2 separate regions of the Homo sapiens genome follow, and region 2 is linked to region 1. Evidence: chromatin loops called from intact Hi-C (ENCODE). Cell type or tissue: mammary epithelial cell. All regions are shown on one strand. Links, peaks and the distances in the headings refer to the core of each region. The heading gives the core; the rest is flanking DNA.

Region 1 (5,369 bases), core at 260-5,259:
GCAAAAATGGTGGGCGTGGGGAATGAGGTCATTGTTGGAACAAGAACAGTGAAATATTGATCCTTGCTGAGGCTGGGTATTGGTATATGGGGGTCTGTTTACACTATCTACACTTGGGTATGTTTGAAATGTCTATGTAAAAAGGGAACCAAAAACCAGTTGTGAATTCTTCACACTCTCTGTTTCTCTACCAAGCCACGTGGAAGAGGTTGCAATGACTGTGTCACAACCTGGTGAACCTTCTAGGCCTGGGTCCCTGCGTGACCACGTGGAGCAGAACCCCCAGTGACCTGTGCTGGACTTGGAGGAGAACAGTGGATAAATAAACCTTTGTTATATTGAGTCTTGGCAATTTCACAGTTGGTTTGTTATTGAAGGTATATTGTGGAGTAGAAGAAGTAAATTCAGGACACAGTCTATAGTATAATATAATTTGTCATTTAAAAGAGCATGTACCACTTTGGGAGGCCGAGGTGGGAGGATCACTTGAGGCCAGGAGTTTGAGACCAGCCTGGGCAATACAGCAAGATGTCATCTCTACAAAAAAATGTAAACATCAGCCAGGTGTGGTGACTCATGCCTGTAGTTCTAGCTTCTTGGGAAGTGAAGTGGGAGGATTCCTTGAGTCCAGGAGTTCAAGGCTGCAGTGAGCTATGACAGTGCCACTGCATTCCAGTCTGGGTGACAGAGTGAGGCCCCATCTCAAAATAATAATTTAAAAAAGATATATATATATATGCATGCTTATATATGCAGAGAACCTCTCTGGAAAGAAGTATAGAAAACAATAAAACTGTGGGTAGTTCTGGGGACAGGAATTAGAGGACTGGGGACGGGGTAGGAAGGAGAACTTCTACTATAACCTTTTCTTCAGTTTGAGTTTCTTTTTTTCAAAAACCGTGTATGTGTATATATATGTGTGTGTGTGTATAGGTGTCTGTATACACAGTCATATGTGCCTGAATTGTGTCCCTAAAATTTATATGTTAAAAACTTAACCTCCAGTGTACCTCAAAGTATAACTGTACTTAAAGATATGACCTTTGAAGAGGTGATTAAGGTTAAAAGAAGTCATATGGGTGAGGCTGTTTAAAAAAATTTTTTTAAGCCTTGTTTTTTTTTTTTGAGATGGAGTCTCACTGTGTAGCCCAGGCTGGAGGGCAATGGTGCAGTCTTGGCTCACTGCAACCTCTGCCCCCTGGGTTCAAGTGATTCTGCTGCCTCAGCCTCCCAAGTAGCTGGGATTAAAGGCATCCACCACCACACCCTGCTAATTTTTGTATTTTTGCTAGAGACGGGGTTTCACTATGTTGACCAGGCAGTGGAAAGACGTAAGTGAAGTGCAGGCACCTCTAAAATCTCCCCAGAGCCTGCCAAATTACACTCTCTATTTTTTCCCAGGGAAATTTTAATGCATACCTGGGCATGGACCTGACTCATCGGCACCACGTATACTCACCTTACTTTGGGGAAGACCGAGAATGATGGTATCGGTGCCAGGCCTTGAGTTTTCCCTGCCACCGACACCTGCCGGGGCTGGGAGCCCCACCTGTCTCAGAGTCCTGCCTTCCCCAGACACTGGGGTTGGTGGGGTCCCCACCAGGCATGGGAGGCTCAAGGCAGGTTCGGGGTGAAGTGGGGGCCCCCTTCCTTGTCAGCTGTCCTGCCCTGTGGTTCCTGGGGTCCCAAGTGGAGTGACTGTTGCCTGAGTGGCTGGTGGGGAGTCTAGACCTGGCTGAAGCCTGGGCCCCAATGCCAGCCCAGATGAGGAGCCTGAGACTCGGGGGACAGCCCAGGCCCAAGCAGGCTGACAAACAGAAGCACCCAGAACAGGCAGGGCTCCAAGACCTCGCTTTTCCCATCAGAGCCGGGTAACCTGTCACTGGGCCCATGTCTCCTTCTCCCCATGAGTTGTGTGGGGCCTCTGAGCAGGGACCCGGGCAGTGGGCCAGGGCCCCTCTGATCAGCCTCAGCCTAATGGGGTGGAGGAGGCAGGGGCGGGTCTGGTGGGGACTAAGGTGGGAGGGGCACCTGCCCCTAGGAGCTGTGTCTCCCAGAGCGCAGTGTCTTCCCCAGTGAGGCCCGCGATGTCCATCTCCAAAGCAGACTGCTAGGATCTTCAAGTGAGGATCTAAGAAAACAGTCCGGGCCGGGCACGGTGGCTCATCCCTGTAATCCCAGCACTTTGGGAGGCCGAGAAGGGCGGATCACCTGAGGTCAGGAGTTCGAGACCAGCTGGCCAACATCATGAAACCCCCTATCTCTACTAAAAATACAAAAATTAGCCAGGAGTTGTGGTATGCACCTGTAATTCCAGCTACTCGGGAGACTGAGGCAGGAGAATCGCTTGAACCCGGGAGGTGGAGGTTGCAGTGAGCCAAGATCACGCCACTGCACTCCAGCCTGGGCAATAAGAGCAAAACTCGGTCTCAAAAAAAAAAGAAAAGAAAAGAAAAAGAAAAAGTAAACGGTCCGATCTCCCGTAGGTCTGATTATCAGGATGACATCTGGCTGGGGCAGTGGAGATTCAGAAGAGAATTCTAGCGGCCGCAGGGACACCGTCCCAGAGCGGCGAAGAGAGGGCCCGGGAGGGAGGCGGCTCTGCGGCTCCCCGGAGGAGCGGGGCCGTCCGCGGCGCAATGGCGGCCCCCGGTGGCGGTGACTGGAATGGGCCCCGCGCAAGGCCGAGGGTCAGGGAGTGCAGGGCGCGGTCTGCAAGGTGCCTTCGGTGCCCCTTTACCCGCGCGGGGCCGGGGACTCGGAAGCCGCGAGGTTGCCCTGAGAGCACCCAGCAGCTGCTCGCTCACGCTCGCCCCTCCCGCAGTCTGATCTGATGGTTGACTAGCTGCCCTCCACCCTGCCCCCTGCAACTTTTGCAGACAAGCCCCCAGGAAGCAAAAGAACATCGGCTACACACAAACATCAACAAAGCCCCTACTGTGTGTGCCTGGACCTCAGCAAAGGGCAAGGGAGAGGCAGGCTCCATCACCTCCACAACTTCCTGTTCCTGTATTCGAATTTATGTTCACTATATTTATCTATCAATACATTTCTTCTGTTTCCTATATGCAAGTATTCATCCTCATGTCGATCCTGAAAACGGGGTACCAACATCACTCCCATTTTACAGATGAGCAAACTGAGGTGCAGGAACGTGAATTTCACTAACGCTGTCAAGAAACGTTTGGAATTTGGCAGGGCACAGTGGCTCACGCCTGTAGCCCTAGCACTTTGGGAGGCCAAGGTGGGTGGATCACTTGAGCCCAGGAATTCGAAACCCCATCTTTACCAAAAAATATAAAAATTATCCAGGTGTGGTGGCATGCACCTGTAGTCCCAGATACTTGGGAGGCTGAGGTGGGAGGATCGCTTGAGCCTAGGAGGCAGAGGTTGCAGTAAGCCGTGATCGTGCCACTGCCTTCCAGCCTGGGCGACAGAACGCGACTCTGTCTTAAAACAAACCAAAAACCAAAAAAAACATGTGGAGTGGTGGAGACTGCATCTCAGAAGCCAAAAATCCCTGGCTTCCTGGACCAGCACAGCCCACTGACCAGAGGTGGACATGGGAAGGCGGGTAAGGAGAACTGCTCACCCTTTATTGCACCGGACTTCATGCCAGAGACCCCATACTGGGCATAGCTGGGGGCACCAAGGTTTAGAAGGAGCCACCGTCCTGCCTCTGGGATGCTGCTGTCCAGTTGGGAAGGGGGAACGGTCAGTGCAGAAGAAAGAAGATGGAAACAGCAAGGCCACTCCTCACAGCTCTCCCGGTGCGGGGGAAGGAGCCCAGCAAGAATTTCTGCTCCACCAAGGGCGGAAAGGAGGAAGCTCCCCCAGGCTGCGGGGATGAGCCTCGGGAGGTGGAGGGCAGAGGAGAGGAAAAGCCAGGGAGGAGCTTGAGGCCGGATGAAGGGGAGGCCGGATGAAGGCCACAGCCCTTCGAAGACGGACACTGGAGCCCCAGGGCTAGGGCTTTCTTTCTTCTTCTTCTTGCTAGGGCCTTCTTTCTTCTTCTTCTTCTTCTTCTTTTTTTTTTTTTTTTTTTTTTTTTTTAAGACTCTCGCTCTGTTGCCCAGGCTGGAGTGCAATGGCACAATCTTGGCTCACTGCAACCTCCGCCTCCTGGGTTCAACTGATCCTCCTGCCTCAACCTCCTGAGTAGCTGGGACTACAAGCACCCGCCACCACACCCAGCTAATTTTTGTATTTTTAGTAGAGACGGAGTTTCACCATGTTGGCCCCAGGCAGGTCTTGAACTCCTGACCTCAGGTGATCCACCCGCCTCGGCCTCCCAAAGTGCTGGGATTACAGGTGTGAGCCATCACGCCCAGCCGCGCTAGGGCCTTCTAAGAAATAAGGGGTGTAGGTCAAATGGGGGACTCTCTTGGAGCCTCCCGGGGGGGTGCATGAGTCCTACACGCTCCCACCTAGAGGGACAATGCCTCAGGCCATGGCAGGGCTGGGTCCCCGGTAGCCACTATGCGTCCTCGGCTGCCTCACTTCCCTCTCCAGGGTTTCGCCATGCTGGCCAGGCTGGTCTCAAACTCTTGACCTCAGGTGATCCACCTGCCTCGGCCTCCCAAGGTGCTGGGATTACAGGCATGAGCCACTGCATCCAGCAGGTGGCAGCCCAAGCCCAGGTTGGATCCCTCATTCCCCCTTTCCTCGACACAAACAGGGAAATACAGCTAGCCCTAAGGGGCTGGGCCCAGTTTTGGTAAACGGTCTTTGAGCTCTGGAAAGAAAACTGTTTATCCAGGCACCCTCTCTACTGAGATGACCCAAAAGCCATGGGCAAACACCACAGCAAACATGGCCTGTCCCCCTCCCATGGCTCAGAGGGGCCTTCTCCTCCCACTGCCACACTACATTCTCACTTATTCACTCAGCAACCATTTACTGAGCACCTGTTATGTGCTACACCCTGTGCAAAGTAAGATCTACACTTTCGGTATCTGCTAAGATTCAAACTTTCATCATTTATTTTAAATCTTTATTTACTTCAGGAACCACAATTTTGGAGAAATTATTATTTCCAGTAAAATGTGGATATGACATATCTCTTTGACAGCATCTATTGTGTTTTGCATTTTGTTCAACTGGGTGAGGAGAGGTGACTGATATATTCCACCTGTTACATACATAGAATATATAACATAATATATAATATACACATTAGATAACAACTCTCCCTTCTTTCTTTTTACATTGGAGAAGCCACATATTTACAGGGTTCAAAATAAAATCCTAACAGCATTAAAGCATTGTGGCAGAGACAGAGTTGACCAAACGTCCGTGGGCTCATCTCCATTTCCCAGGCTCCCCTACAGTTTGGTTAGGGCCTTGGGACTGGTTCTGGTCAATGGAAT
Region 2 (5,369 bases), core at 313-5,312, 400 kb before region 1:
CAGGGCCTGCCCTGCCTCAGTTTCCTTATTTGTTTGAAGGACTCTAGGGGGCCACGGGAGATAGCAGTATGGAGCAGTTTGTTTAAAAACCAGATATTCCCACAGTGGCAGTGTGATGGGACCATTGCTAAAGCCAAGCCTGCATTGCTGGAATTCCCGAGGGGTTTGGCCGGTTATCAAGACAGACAGGTCGATCAGCAATCTGGGTTTCCGAAATAAGAAAAAATAAAAAAAGCCATGCTGGGTAGAACCTAACAGGCAACTCCAAGCTGCTAATGGTCCACAGAGCTGTGCCTCATCCCTCGAGCTGGCCGCCTGGTTTCCACCTCAGTTTCCTGTGGCTACGTGAGGACGCTCCCTAGGGCACTATCAGTTCCCGAGGGGCATCATCCGAGAAGAGGGCCTCCCTGATGGAGTGCAGGGACGGCATGCTGCGCCAGGCAGGGCCCGAGCACCTGTGGCCTTTGGACAGAGCTGTGCTTGGGCCTCGCTGGCCTGGAGGGTCCCCCCACGTGGTCGCCTGGAGCCCCTGGGCAGCTTCCGGCTGCACCATGGCTCTAAATGGCTGTGCACTGGTCGGGAAAAGGGGCAGGCAGAATCCCTCATTCGAGGCAGGTGGGCTGTATACAACCCAAAGTGTATCAGGGAAGCCGGAGGGTGGAGCCCCTCCCCAAACAGTCAGCACTGCAGTGGGGGAGAGGGGGAGGGAAGGCCTCGAGTGGAGGCTGTCCTTTTTAGTTGTAGGGGAAGGAGAGAGGAGGCTCTGGGCCAGGGCTGCTGGTTGGGGGCTGCCCCACCTTTCATAGGTGTTGATGTCAAGGGTCTAGACTCCTCTACCCCTGGTTAGGGGACAGTTGGGGCCATGTCCCTGGCACCTTGGCCTCTCTGGCCCTAGGATGCCTCTCCTGGAAACAGCATTGCTCACCACCTGGGAGGGCCTGGTCAGCATCTGGTGCCGGCAGGAGGCTGAAACTAAGCAACTGACTTCTCTCTACAGTAACACAGGGCCCCGCTGTGCTGGTGACCTTCAGGAGGACCTGGACTCAGTGTGCGTGCCCCGCCCACCTTGCCCTCTGTGACAAAGTCTGAGGGTGCTTAGGGGCCACGACCACGCCCATGTGGGTGGGTGGCTTGGGAGGGCTCAGGGGGAAGGGTGGGGGAGGGCTGGCTTTTGAGGGCAGTGGGTTCCCATGCCCAGCCCCATGAAGGACGGGGTTCACGGAAGACCCCAGTATCGCAAGTCTGTAGCCAGCACGGGGGGCCTGCATTCCTTCTGCAGGAGAAGCACGAAAGAGCTATTCTTCTCAATTCGCCAAGGAGGAAACTGAGGCCCAGCAGGGCAGGAGAGCCCGGGTTACAGCGCAGGCGGGAGGCTGAGCTCAGCCTCAAGTCCCATCTGCACGCCCAAGGTGCGGCCCCCCTTAGTAGGAGCCGCGACTAAGGGTGACGCTGTTTCTCGGCCCAGGTATGTCATCTCGCTGAGTCCCCACAAGCTGACCCTATGAGGGGGTTACTATAGTTAGGTCCATTTGACCTGGAGGAAACTGAGGCTCCCACGGGTGAGCTGCCCAGCTCAGTGGCCCTGAGTACCAGACTCCTGCTGGCTGACCCCAGTGCAGGGCTCTGTCTCTGGTGCTGAGGGGCATGGGGAGAGTGCAGCAATTTAGCAGGCCTCAGTTCTGTCCCAGCCTGGGGCAGTGGTTAAGCAGGGCCAGTAGAGACAGCAGATAAGCACAGGCTAGTCGGGAGGTTTGGGCAACACCAGGCCACAGGTATGTCTGGACAGTGTGGGGCAGCAGGTGAGGCCAGCCCAGGACAGGGCACTGGCTTCATGGCAGGCCGTGTAGTCAGCCAGACCTGGGTCTACATCTAGGCTTGGCCCCTCTCCAGCTGCAAGGCCTGGGGGAGGCTCTGGACACTCTGAGCCCCAGGGTTGGTTTCTGCTAAATGCGGAGCAGCGGGAGGCTTCACTGAGGGGATGATGGTCTCTGCTAAGCTCAGCACACACTGACCAGAACGTGCCAGGATGGACGCTCCATCTAATTCTGGGGCCAGGCACCTGGGAGCCATCCCCGTCACCCTGATGGCCACCCAATGGCAGATACGCTTTCCCCTCAACATCTCAGGGAGGTCAAACAAGGGCAGGGTTACAGGGAGCTGGTGACTAAAGGTGCTTTTCTCTCCCCATGGCTGAGGGGGCAAAAGAGCCCGACCGGAAGCTGCTCTTGGAAGACAGAAGCCCATGTGCAGGGAATGTGCCAGTGCCCAGCAGGTGAATGCAGGGTCTCGAGGGGTCGGAGGGCACACCTGCCTGAGTCCCAGGTGCGCCTGAGGGCTTCGGCTATTCCTCCTCATCTCCTCCCCATACTGCCTTCCCCAGTCTCCTCTCCCCCTCCCCCAGGCCTTCCCCAGTCCCTCCTCCTTGCCTTTGCAGACACTGTGTCCCTCCCTGTACGCCCTTTCTGTCCTTCTCAGCCCTTTGTAATTCAACCTGGTTTTCAGGGCACAGGGCAAATCCAGCATCCTCTGGGATCTGAAGGTGGCCAGCCCCTCTGGCCTCTGCAGGTCTCTCTGTGCTGGGACTGCCTCTGAGCCATCTACCCACAAGTTCTTAACTTGCAAATTAGCCCCAAAGCTGGATGGCAGGACCCCGGAGGCCTGGCCAGGGACTGTCTAGAGATGTGTTAGGACAGAGCTCCAACCTGACCTCAGTACACAGGGACTGAGAACCTGGTTGGGGCTCCATAAACACTCCTGGTTGGCAGGGATAATGATAATAGCAAACAAATCCTTAGAGACAGGGAGGAAATTCCACAGGGATCCCTCCAAGCCAGAAAGCAGGGAAATTACACTAAGGAGTGGCCAAAAATCCTCTATCAAGTTGAAACAGGGAAGGCTACCAGGTTCAATACGAACCCCCATCATCTGTCCACTGGGGGCCTATCAAGGGACACACCTACCCTCAGGGGCCTACAGTCTTTGGGAGAGCAGAAACATCATCTAACTTCCCATGCATGGTGGAGGGAGAGACAGCACTGGGGCCTGATCAAGAGTGGGCATCCTCCTACCTGTGTTCAAACACCAGCTCTGCCACTCACCAGCTGTGTGACCCCAGGCACACAGCTTCGTGTTTTTGTCTCTCCATATCCCTAAGACCTACCTCATGTTATATGACCTCCCTCATGGGGTTGCTGGAAGGATGAAACCTGTTAATATATCTTGTAAAGAGTTTCCAACAGGGCCTAGCATAGAGTGAACCTTCAACAGAAGTTTGCTCTAATTGGGAACTGAGACACACGCACATAAAGAACTAGGGGAGGACAGGGGAAAAAAAATCTTGTGGCCAGAGTGGACCACAAGTGAAAGATGGTAGCAGTGCCAAATCCAGACTTTAAAAAGTTACAAAAGGAGCTGGATGTGATGCTGGGACCAGCAGGAGGCAGCACCAAGCACAGGTGTGGGAGTCCCAGCGCCTGACTCTGTCACTGATTTGCTGTGTGACCCTGGATAAGCTGCTTTGTCTGTTTAGGTATTAGTTTTTAAGGTGTGGGCTCTCTCCCGTCTACACTCTAAAAGGCTGGGAGGCTCCTAGGGTCTGGAGAGCAATCCTGAGCTGGGCTTGGAGAGAGTCGGGAGGTGAATGCATAGCAAGGACCAGTGCGTGTGACTTTATGGTGCCCTTCCACGGAGCAGTGGAGTGGGTGCCTTTCTTGTGTAGAACGGGACAAAAAGGCAAAGATGTAATTGCAGTGGGAGGGATGTGGGTGAGACTTTGTGCATAACTTCCAAATTCGAAGGCCTGGGAAAGCTTCAGAACATTTCTGTTTCTGTATTCTTAAGAAAGGGGCAAGCAACCCCTCGGTGCACCTTTGCTGAGGGTAAGGAGTTTCTTATTCATCTTTTCTTTTGAGACGAATTCTTGCTCTGTCGCCTAGGCTGGAGCGCAGTGGTGCGATCTTGGCTCACTGCAACCTCCACCTTTTGGGTTCAAGCAATTCTTGTGCCTCTGCCTCCCAAGTAGCTGGGATTACAGGTGCATACCACCATGCCTGGTTAATGTTCATAATTTTAGTAGAGACTTGGGTTTCACTATGTTGGCCAGGCTGGTCTTGAACTCTTGACCTTAGGTGATCCACCAGCCTCGGCCTCCCAAGGTGCTGGATTTAGAGGTGTGAGCCATGGCACCCAGCCCTCTTATTCATCTTTTTGATGGTTAGCACTGAATATGTGGTTGCTGAATGAATGAATGAATGCAGGCATGTGTGAATGAACAACAGAGGCTGGGTCTTGTATACTGTGGCTGGCTGTGGCCATCAGATCCAAGGATACAGAAGCTGAGACCCAGGCAGGCCAGCAACTTAAACACCACAACCCCCAACTGGGAGCCTCAGTTTTCTCATCTGTGAGATGCCGACAAAGACATCTGGACTTAGGTCACAGGATTCTTGTGGGGATAAAATGTGATCGATGATCTGAAGGTATTTTGAAGACTTCCTTCTGCATAACTGAGGGAGGTACTCCTGGAAGGTGCCTCCCTAAGGAAGATAGGAATATGGTGGAAGAGAAATACTTCCCTGAGGCCACATGGGAAAATGTGAAGGACAAAGGTTCCCTTCACAGCAGGAGTGTCCTGGAAGACCTGTCCCAGGCGCCATGAATGGCAGCCTATATCTGGTCCACACCTGCCTCTATGAACCCCTTCCTCAAACTCCAACAAAAGGGCAGAAGGGGGAAAGCAATCCTATGTCCTTTAACCTTTAATACTGTCCTGGGACTCTGGGCTCTGGTTTCTTCCGCTGGTCTCTGGAGTTGGTACTCCAGGAACTGAATTCATATCCATATGAAATATCTTGATCACTCAAGGGAATCTACAATGTTCACTTTCTCTGAAAATGGGCTAAATGAAATCAGTGGCCTGTAAAATTTCTTTTGGTTTTGAGACTCTTCAAATTATAGTTAAGAAGGGAACATCAGTTTTAAACTTCCTTTGTCTTCTAAAAAAATTTTAAAACCAGGTCACTACATATCAATGTACGATTATGGGGCACGTTCCATAATCTACAAGCAGATCATCTCCCACAGCAGATAAGCCAGGAAATACTGGGCAGATACCAGCAAATCAGGTATCTCTGGAGTGTCTGGGCTTGTTTGGGGCACACAGATCCCAGACCATGGACAACCACCAGTTTCAAGGAAGAAAGTAGAAACACTCAAAGATTAACAGAGGGAAATGGAAACAAATTGCATTCAACCTGGCCTCTGGCTTTCAAGTCATTTCTTCTTATATCTCTGCACAGAAACAATGAAGTCATTTCCACCCTTGAACTTGGGAATGAAGAGAGGCAAAAGTCACAGGCTGGGAACCGCAG

Evidence for each region. Peaks named below come from ENCODE experiments on the same cell type or tissue, not always from the same donor. Only the 100,000 strongest peaks of a DNase experiment are listed, where the experiment ranks them.
Region 2: it touches region 1 in a loop (4-fold over the local background); 1 of 110 quality-filtered maps calls a loop at or near these places.

What each region holds. Positions count from the first base shown.
Region 1 is chr11:69,683,319-69,688,687 of GRCh38, reverse strand. No RefSeq gene overlaps it. Among named protein-coding and RNA genes, the nearest start is that of LTO1, 11 kb to the right of the region's middle. RefSeq lists an enhancer at 1-128 and silencers at 2,586-2,756, 2,529-2,778. In mammary epithelial cell, for the core only: CTCF peaks have their summits at 2,644 (motif pointing left) and 4,637 (motif pointing right); a DNase peak (open chromatin) is centred at 1,457; H3K27ac peaks cover 166 bases.
Region 2 is chr11:70,081,099-70,086,467 of GRCh38, reverse strand. The region is part of intron 1 of ANO1 (anoctamin 1); the gene reads right to left. Among named protein-coding and RNA genes, the nearest start is that of ANO1, 5.5 kb to the right of the region's middle. In mammary epithelial cell, for the core only: a CTCF peak has its summit at 3,430 (motif pointing right); no DNase peak of the experiment used is centred there; H3K27ac peaks cover 978 bases.